Linked DNA regions of Homo sapiens: regions 1 and 2 are each linked to region 3. The links are chromatin contacts, found by Hi-C or POLR2A ChIA-PET in ENCODE. All regions are on one chromosome and are shown on one strand. Each heading gives the region's core, a stretch centred on a gene start or an enhancer-like site at or near the end of the contact. The rest is flanking DNA. Distances are from core to core; before and after follow the strand shown.

Evidence for each region. Hi-C counts contacts between places; a loop is a spot of excess contacts on that map. ChIA-PET counts read pairs that join two places held with the same protein, here RNA polymerase II (POLR2A). Pooled maps may share reads with other maps.
Region 1: a loop to region 3 is called in a map with no recorded cell type, with 7 times the contacts of the local background. The contact joins two enhancer-like sites. A Hi-C loop is called at or near these places in 3 of 37 single-sample maps with no recorded cell type and 2 of 50 pooled maps.
Region 2: a loop to region 3 is called in a pooled map, with 5 times the contacts of the local background. The contact joins two enhancer-like sites. A Hi-C loop is called at or near these places in 5 of 37 single-sample maps with no recorded cell type and 4 of 50 pooled maps. POLR2A ChIA-PET finds 5 or more read pairs at or near these places in 1 of 52 experiments (activated B cell).

The regions. Positions count from the first base shown.
Region 1 is chr2:147,296,599-147,299,298 of GRCh38, forward strand. No RefSeq gene overlaps it. Among named protein-coding and RNA genes, the nearest start is that of LINC01911, 460 kb to the left of the region's middle. RefSeq lists an enhancer at 1,076-1,185. Within about 2 kb of position 1,358, at least 2 of the 41 ENCODE cell types and tissues checked have a DNase peak (open chromatin) inside an H3K27ac peak, as active enhancers do.
Region 2 is chr2:147,627,743-147,630,476 of GRCh38, forward strand. No RefSeq gene overlaps it. Among named protein-coding and RNA genes, the nearest start is that of ACVR2A, 220 kb to the right of the region's middle. Within about 2 kb of position 1,334, at least 2 of the 41 ENCODE cell types and tissues checked have a DNase peak (open chromatin) inside an H3K27ac peak, as active enhancers do.
Region 3 is chr2:149,019,116-149,021,815 of GRCh38, forward strand. All of the region lies in intron 25 of KIF5C (kinesin family member 5C), which reads left to right. Among named protein-coding and RNA genes, the nearest start is that of LYPD6B, 18 kb to the right of the region's middle. Within about 2 kb of position 1,361, at least 5 of the 41 ENCODE cell types and tissues checked have a DNase peak (open chromatin) inside an H3K27ac peak, as active enhancers do.

The sequences.
Region 1 (2,700 bases), core at 108-2,607, 1.7 Mb before region 3:
TTCCTCCTCTGCCCAACTTAAGAATTCCACAAAAACTCAAGGGAAGATCTGTAAAGGTTGGGTATCTCTAGCATCTTGGCCCCTCGAGCATCTCCCCTCTCTCCAGCATCTTGGTCTCTCAAGTCCTAGGAGCCTTCATAACCCTGAGCTTTAATTGTTTTCTTTGCATTGTGGATTTATCAGAAGTTCTGCTGGCTTCTCTGCCTCTTAGCTGCAAACCCCTCTAGGATTTTTAGACTCTCTCCACTGGCCAAGAATGATAAATATCTCTGGAAGGAAAGCAGCTCACAAAATATCAACTCATCTCTCAATAATTACCTTCTTTTCTAGTAACTTGGCCCCTAAGTTACCTCAACTGTTCACCAAATTCTTCAAATACATCCTTTTTATATTTTGTCCCATTTTTCTATTGTTCTCAGTGGGAGTGTTGTTCTACCATAAGCTAATACATCATGCACTTTAGGATCTACTTTAATGATCTTTTAACTGAACATACATCATAGTTTAACATGACGCAATTTAAGTGCAAGTTCATAAAAGAACTAGCTCCTGTCCCCATTTTTCTGTGGCATCTTATTATTTCATGTGATATAATTTGAATAATGGAGAAAGGGTGGGTCTCTGCCCAAAAACATTTTATTCACATATATTTGTTACTTAAGATCCAACTTTAGGAAATATGTTCAAAGAATTATCTCTGTTCATATATAAATATCTCTAGAAGAAGTTTGGCAGTCATTAACATTGATGACGACGGATATCAGACTTTTATAAGAGGAGGAAGATAGAGGAAAAATAGGAGTCCAGGTCCTGCTAAGGAGAGAATTCCATGACCGGGTAGCCAGGAAAAAGAAAGGAAAGCCACAATGTGAGAAAAGTACCCTGAGAGGATCAAGCTTTTCTATATCCCAATTTTGGCCAGGACTGGCTCTAACCTGTCAGGATATTGTACCTCTATCCAGATGAATAAATACTAGGAAGAAGCTTAATGTTCAACAAGGTTGGATACTCTTCTTAGGGGCTGAAAGGGAGCAACTTTGTCTGCTGGCTTTGTAGAGGGTGTATAGCCCAACTAGGCCTGACCTATTCACTCCTTTTCTAATTTTCTTATTAGTAGACAAATGTTTCCATTGATCCAGCATGTTAATTTTTTTTCCCCGAACAATAATGAAACACATGGAAAAGTCTTGTGCTTGCATAGAAAAAAGTAACACATATGAAAGAAATGAAACTTTTGATCTTAAAGTGCTTGTGCTGTGAACAACATGTGCTAAATCAAACACTTTCTGTATACCCAAACTTTAGTCTTAGATTTGGTTTGGACTAAAGTAAGTTCTATTACTCATTGTGAAATGGGTGTGTTTCCTGTTTCTCTGGAAATGGGTGCTGGTTTGCATCAAGAGGCTTCATAAAGAAAGAGAAAAACCGCAAATCACTATACATGATCAACATTTGCCATTCTACTAGCACGTTGCTACAGCTGCTTCCAGCTTTGCTGGGGTAAAACACTGACACCTGTTATTCAGCGAGGTATATGTGGGATGGATGGAGCCATGAGAGGGAAGCCACAATGCCAACATGCTGCAAATGGCATTTTATTTGTTTCTAAAATTAAATGAAAATGGTTACAACCCTAGCCAACCTTGACCTTGGGCTCTCAGGGCCAAATTTGTTCTAAAACCAAGAAATAACACCTATATCTCAAAGATTCACAGGTGGAAAGAAATGGAAGACTACTCCTACAAGCAATGATTAATTTCAAATTAGGTGAATAAAAAGGAAATAATATTTATTAAACTCCTACCACATACCTGCTAGGCTCAGGGCTTATTGACCTTTTAACATTTAACTTTCACATTACTCCCATGATAGCTGGGATTATTCTCATTTTTCAAAACAGAAATTCATGGCTCTGAAAATTTGGATCACTTCCTGAGATGACCCCACTAATGAATGGTAGGTATGAGATTTAAGGCTGGGTGCTTCTGATTTCAAAGCTCATTGCTCCATGATGCCAAAATATCCACTTTGTATCATCCTGTCTTCTGGATTTTTTGAAGACCTTACTGCCATAGTAGACCATATTCAATGCCTTTTAAAATCACATGGAGGCATGTGTGCCTTATGTTTCACAGCGAGACAGCTCCATACGTAAGTTAAAGCCTGAGCACATAGTTGCCAGGGCCCTGATAATATCACCCTGGCATAAACTGACATAGTGGTAGGCCTCCTCAATTCAAGTTCTGTCAAATCCAATGACTTAATTAAAGCCCTGGGAATGATGGGAATTTCAATAGCAGGGCACTCTGGGAGCTTTCTATAATCTAAAGCAAATACAGAAATAAAACTACAGGAGAGAACCTATCAAAACCACAATATATCTATTACCACGGCTGTTTCTTCTCAGACACTAGGCTCCCTCCTGAGCCTATTATTAAGTGCAAATGACCAGGCTCAGTTACTGTTATTTTTAAAAACATTACTTATCGTGCATTGTGTTCTGAAACTTGTTGACTTATTTTAATTTGCATAATTATAGTAATTTTCTCCTATGTCAATGCTGTAGGATTATATTAGGATTTTGCCTTTTATTTAAAGAACTTTGCAGGTTCAAAAGCACATTGTTGTCATATCACTTTTGACCCTTTCAGGCAGTTGAGAGGCAGTGATGATGGAAGAATATATTTTGCTAAGTTTACT
Region 2 (2,734 bases), core at 84-2,583, 1.4 Mb before region 3:
CTTGTGTGAGTCTGAAGTGTAGGCTCCACAATGTCCTCAAAGGGTAGTATCAACTTGCAAAGTTTTATTTGGGTGTATCCATGCCAATATCAGGCACCTCCTCTGGTTTCCAATTGTGTGCAACCAGATTCACAAGGGAGAAGACAAATGGTAAATTATACTTAAGACCACTGCAGATCACTCTTAAAATGCCAAGAAAACAACTGCCCATGTTCCTCCAAGGAGTCACACAATCCATTCAGTACTTTCAGGACTGACAAGATCATGTTTATTTCAGTGGCTGGGTAAGTAGAGCATCATAGAAGATAACAGCTTTGTAGAAATATGGTTGTATATAAAAAGTGTTTTCACCTTTTAAAGTCAATACATTCTCTCTCCACCTTATCCTAATAGATAGTTTTAATCATACAATAAACATAATTTTATATCCCATCTCTGGGCCAGATGGCCTGCATTCCAATCCTGGGCTCTACTTCCAGCTGTGTAACCTTGGAAAATTACTTAACCTCTGTCTCAGTTCCTTCATTTGCAAAATGGGAGTAATAATAATACGTACCATGTACGATTGTGATAATTAAATGAGTTAAAACATGTAAAGAATGTAAAATTGAGATATTAGCTAATAGGTACTAAATAAATGTTAGTTTATTATTAAATGCTATTATCTTAATCTTTCCATTTAACACAAATATATACACTTTTCCCATATTTATTATATAGTCTTCATAGCCAACATTTTATTGGTGCATAATAGTATATAAATAGCATACTCTGTTAAGTGGGTGTGCTATAATTTATTTCAACATTATTCAAGACATGGGAATAATGCTTGCTTCTTATTTTTCAAAATTTTTTATATTTTACATTTATTAATAATATCTTAATGTCTTTGTACAGTGACTTTTTCCATATTCTGGATTATTACTGTAAGCTCGATCCCTAGAAAGAGTTTAGAGGAATAATTGGTATAGAAATCTTTAGGTATTTTGATACATCTTGAAAGTTGGACTTTTGATTATAAAGATTCTATCTTTGCTTATTCCTTTCTGAACCTCTACTCAGAACTTGACACAAGGCTCTTCATCCAGCCATTCAACACCTGCTGATATTTGTTCTCAAGGTACATTTAAGAAAGGTCATTATAAGAAATTACCATATTAAAATTCATCTACAAAATTATTTGAGTTTCATCTTTAAAAGATAGTTTTCTAAGTATATAATCACTTCATATTAGAGCTTTGTTGCTAATAAGGGAAATTTGAACTCCAAAAAAAACCACCAGAAAAACCCACTTACTCAATGATATTTTTAGCACGTAAAATTCCCCCTATGAATCATATGCTCACAAACCATGCACCCCTAAATATTTAGCTCCTTCTGACTCATTCTGAAACATTCTGACAACTTCTCCATTGAAATTTAAAATTTCCCAATACTGTAAGATCCTCCTTTCCTCTAATTAATTAGTTCCCTTTCCCATTGGCAAAATGCAGTAGTGATAATCTCTACACTTACAGACTGTGGAATGGAGCACACAGCTGGAATCTTTCACTGCCCACAAGTCTACATTTTCCCATCTTCCTGGTATGTCTCTCTCACCTAATACTGGATTTTCATTGCCCTCTTTTCCTGCCACTGACAACCACCACCCACAGGTAAAATCTTATCCTTCAAAATCTTGGATGTGTCCTAAAACCCCATTTTCAACTGTATTAATGAGAGTTCTCCAGAGAAACAGAACCAATAGACTATATATATGCATATGTATGTGTGTATAAAATAGAATATATATGTGTATACATATAGAAAAAGAGAGAGAGAGATTTAAAACGAATTGACTTATATGATTATAGAGGCTAAAATGCCCCAAGATTTGCAGTTGGCAATCAGCAAACTAGAGAACCAGGGTAGCCAATGGCATAAGTTCCAGTCAGAAAGCTTGCAAGCTGAAGAACCAAGAAGAACCAATGTTTGAGTCTGAAGGCGGGAAAAGACCAATGTTCCAGCTCAGGCAGTGAGGTGGGAGGCATCCCCCCTTACTCAAGGGAGGTTTAGCCTTTTTGTTCTATTCGGGCCTTCATGTGATTGGATGAGGCCCACCCATATAAGGGAGGAAAATCTGCTTTGCTCAATCTATGGATTCAAATGTGGATCTCATCCAAAGCACCCCAACAGATACACCCAGAAATAATGTTTGACCAAATATCAGGGCACCCCATGGTCCAGTAAAGTTGACCCATAAAATTAACTATCACACCATCTGCAGACTCTGGTTTCTGCGCTCTCTCTGCACCGTTTGCTTAAGAAATCACACCCTCTTCACTAATATCTGCGGATTGATGCAGTCTTTCTCTCCCATAACACTCTGCTTACTTCCTACTCTACTAGCAACACACTTCCGAGTGCTCTGTCTTATGCGGGGGTCACTCCACACAGAAAGCTCCCACCACACATGAGAAAAATTGAATTCATAATGTTTGTTCTCAATGGCCCCTTCTCTTATTGTCAATGATTATAGTACCCAAAAAATAAACATGGAACTCATTCCTCAGGTATTTTTCTATTCTGTTGCTACAAATCACACCAGGTTGCTGGTCTGGCCAGCTTTCAAGTTTCTTTGCCACCAATTATTGAATTAATTAGTTTTCCAGCAAGCTTGCTCTTTGTTCTGTGTAGTACATAAATGGCACTCGGGGTGGAAAGTTTACAGTAAGAAAGCAAGACAAGTGCTCAT
Region 3 (2,700 bases), core at 111-2,610:
GCATTCTGTCTGTTGCGGTGTGCTGTTTTGGTTGAAGTATATAAAGATAATCCCCCTTTGTCACACCAGACAAGATTCTTGGCCATTGGACAGCTAAGAAAACTGTGGAATGGGGAAGTTGGGATCATAGTGCCCGTATCACAGGCTTGTCTGGGATTGAATGAGAGAATGTGAAAGAAGAGAGAAAAAAGTCTTAGAAGAATACCTGGCAAAAATTAGGCCCCCGTGCATGTTAGCTAATGTTAAAGTGGTCATGGGGACAGACCTGAAAAGACAGCTGAGGTGGGACTGCAGGGAGAGAGGACAGAAATAACTGTAGGTAGGTGCTGCTATGGCAGAGGACTTTGAAACTGGCAATCTCAACCCAAAGAAGGGAATTGTGGAGCACCCGGAGGCAAGAATTCCTGATTCCATCTACAGCACAGTAGGCTCCTCCACTTTAATACTCCTCAGCTTCATGGTTCTCAGAGTCATAAATTCAGAGCAACTAAAATTGTTCCTCCACAGCAGATTGTACCAAAGCTCCAATGAGATAAATCCACTTCTATTCAGCAGTGATAAGTAGAGTACAATTGGTAATTCTTATAATGTGGGGATTGAATTATAAAAAGGCAAAAGAAAAACTAAAACTATGTACTGTTTGGATTAAGCTTAAATCCACTGCAAGCAATTGCAAAAGCCCAAGTTGGGTGTGAAAACGGTCTCTAAATACTTCTTGCAAAACCCTTGTATAATTAACTTCCTTCATTAGCTTTCCCCACCCCTTCTAAAGAAAGGTGATTTTATTTCCTCCTAAATCTGGTCACACGTTGCCACTTTGAATTACCATCTCCAGTTTGGCAGAGTGCCAGGGGAAGTCCTAGAGCAGGTCAGTTGGTCCAGTCCCCTGCCTCTAAGTGAGTGAGTGGCTACTTGGAAGAGAGTCAACAGGACTGGGTTTTAAAGATTCTCCAGACTCCTCAGTCTCTCTGGGATTAGAACAGACAGAAATGCTTTATCTCAGGGCAAAACCATTTACCTTTAAAATTTATATCTATTTTCTCCCATGAATTTATCTAAGGATATGAAGATCCAGATAGTGGGAAGGATGGATGAGAGCATCCTGCTGGAATCCATGTTTCTTGGGCCTGCTGGAAAGACTTCTCAGCAGACAGGCCTGTAGAGATCCTTAACTGGGGATGAAGAGGAACGCTGCATCCTAGTAAAGAAAGGACCCTTCATTGGCAGAGTTCCTGTGCTTTTCCTCTCCTTTCTCACTCTCCTTGAGGTGACTAAACTAAGCAGGTGGGGCCTCCTTTGTGGCCCCGTGTTTCTTCCAAACTATGAGCCAAAACCTGCTGAATCTTGCCCAGCGGGGATCGGGGGCTTTGACTGAGAGGCCTTCCAGGGGGAAATTGTGTCACTTTATGGTCTGCTGGAGTTATTGAGGCCGCCCCATTGCATTTGTGTCTAGTGCTTGCTGTGTCAACACGGTTTGGCTGCAAACATTGCGTCAGGCCATAATCCCACAATCCAAGGTATGTGCTGGCACCTCTCTGCCTCCAGGCACGCAGAACGGCCATCTCATCCGACCAAGGGGATCTTATCTGACCAGGGGGATAGCGTGCGTGGAGAAATGAACCTGTGAGAAAGTGAAATGGCAGTTTCAGTGGTGGCATTCAGGCAGGCACTCCTATTGGTTTTCAGCTCAGAATGCATTTTAAATAACAACTATGACCATGCTTTTAGGTTTTTCACTTCTAATTCTGGCAATAAGCCCAAAATTTCACCAGAAAGGCCATGTTCTTCCCAAAGACATCTTACTCTCTGTGACTTCTAAAAATGACAGAAATATCACCCTCTAGGGTTGTTTAAGCCCTTCTTAGTTGTGTAGCTTTGCCACTGTGGGTGATTATACCAAATGAGTTCTGTGAATATTTTTTCTTGTCAGTGAAGAGGTGGTTTTGTTTTTGTTTTTGTTTTTTTGAGACTGAGTCTCACTCTGTCACCCAGGCTGGAGTGCAGCAGCATGATCTCGGCTCACTGCAACCTCTGCTTCCCAGGTTCAAGCGATTCTCCTGTTTCAGCCTCCCAAGTAGCTGGGACTACACATACAAGCCACCATGCCGGGCTAATTTTTGTATTTTTAGTAGAGATGGGGTTTCACCATGTTGGCTGGGCTGGTTTCAAACTCCTGACCTCGAGTGATCCACCCGCGTTGGCCTCCCAAACCAAAGTGCTGGGATTATAGGCATCAGCCACTGCACTTGGCCAAGAGGTGGTATTTTTAAAAAGAATGTGTTGTTCTGTTTTTTTTTTTCTATTCAGTTTCTGTTCCGTATTTCTTCTCCCTTTTTCACCCACTTTGCTTGTATCTGCTTTAATAACCCCTTTCTAGACTGAGAATTTTTCTATTTATATGTAACTTACATCCTGCTGATTTATGCAAAATATGTGAGGTTGCTTACAATATTATAACATATAAATCAGAAGAGTGAAGAAAAAAAAGAGCATGGTAGCGGGAATCTGAGATATTACCACAGTTGAGCACCAAATGTTGATATAAGCCTTCTAGAGGCAAAACAGAAAGCATAATGCATAATGTGTCAGGTTACAGAGGGCTTTTTTTTTTTTTTTTTTTAATCAAAAGAGAAGTTGGGCTTTTCTTAGTGGCTGTTGTATTTCCAGTACCAGGTAATTCCATGTATTTCTTAAGGATAA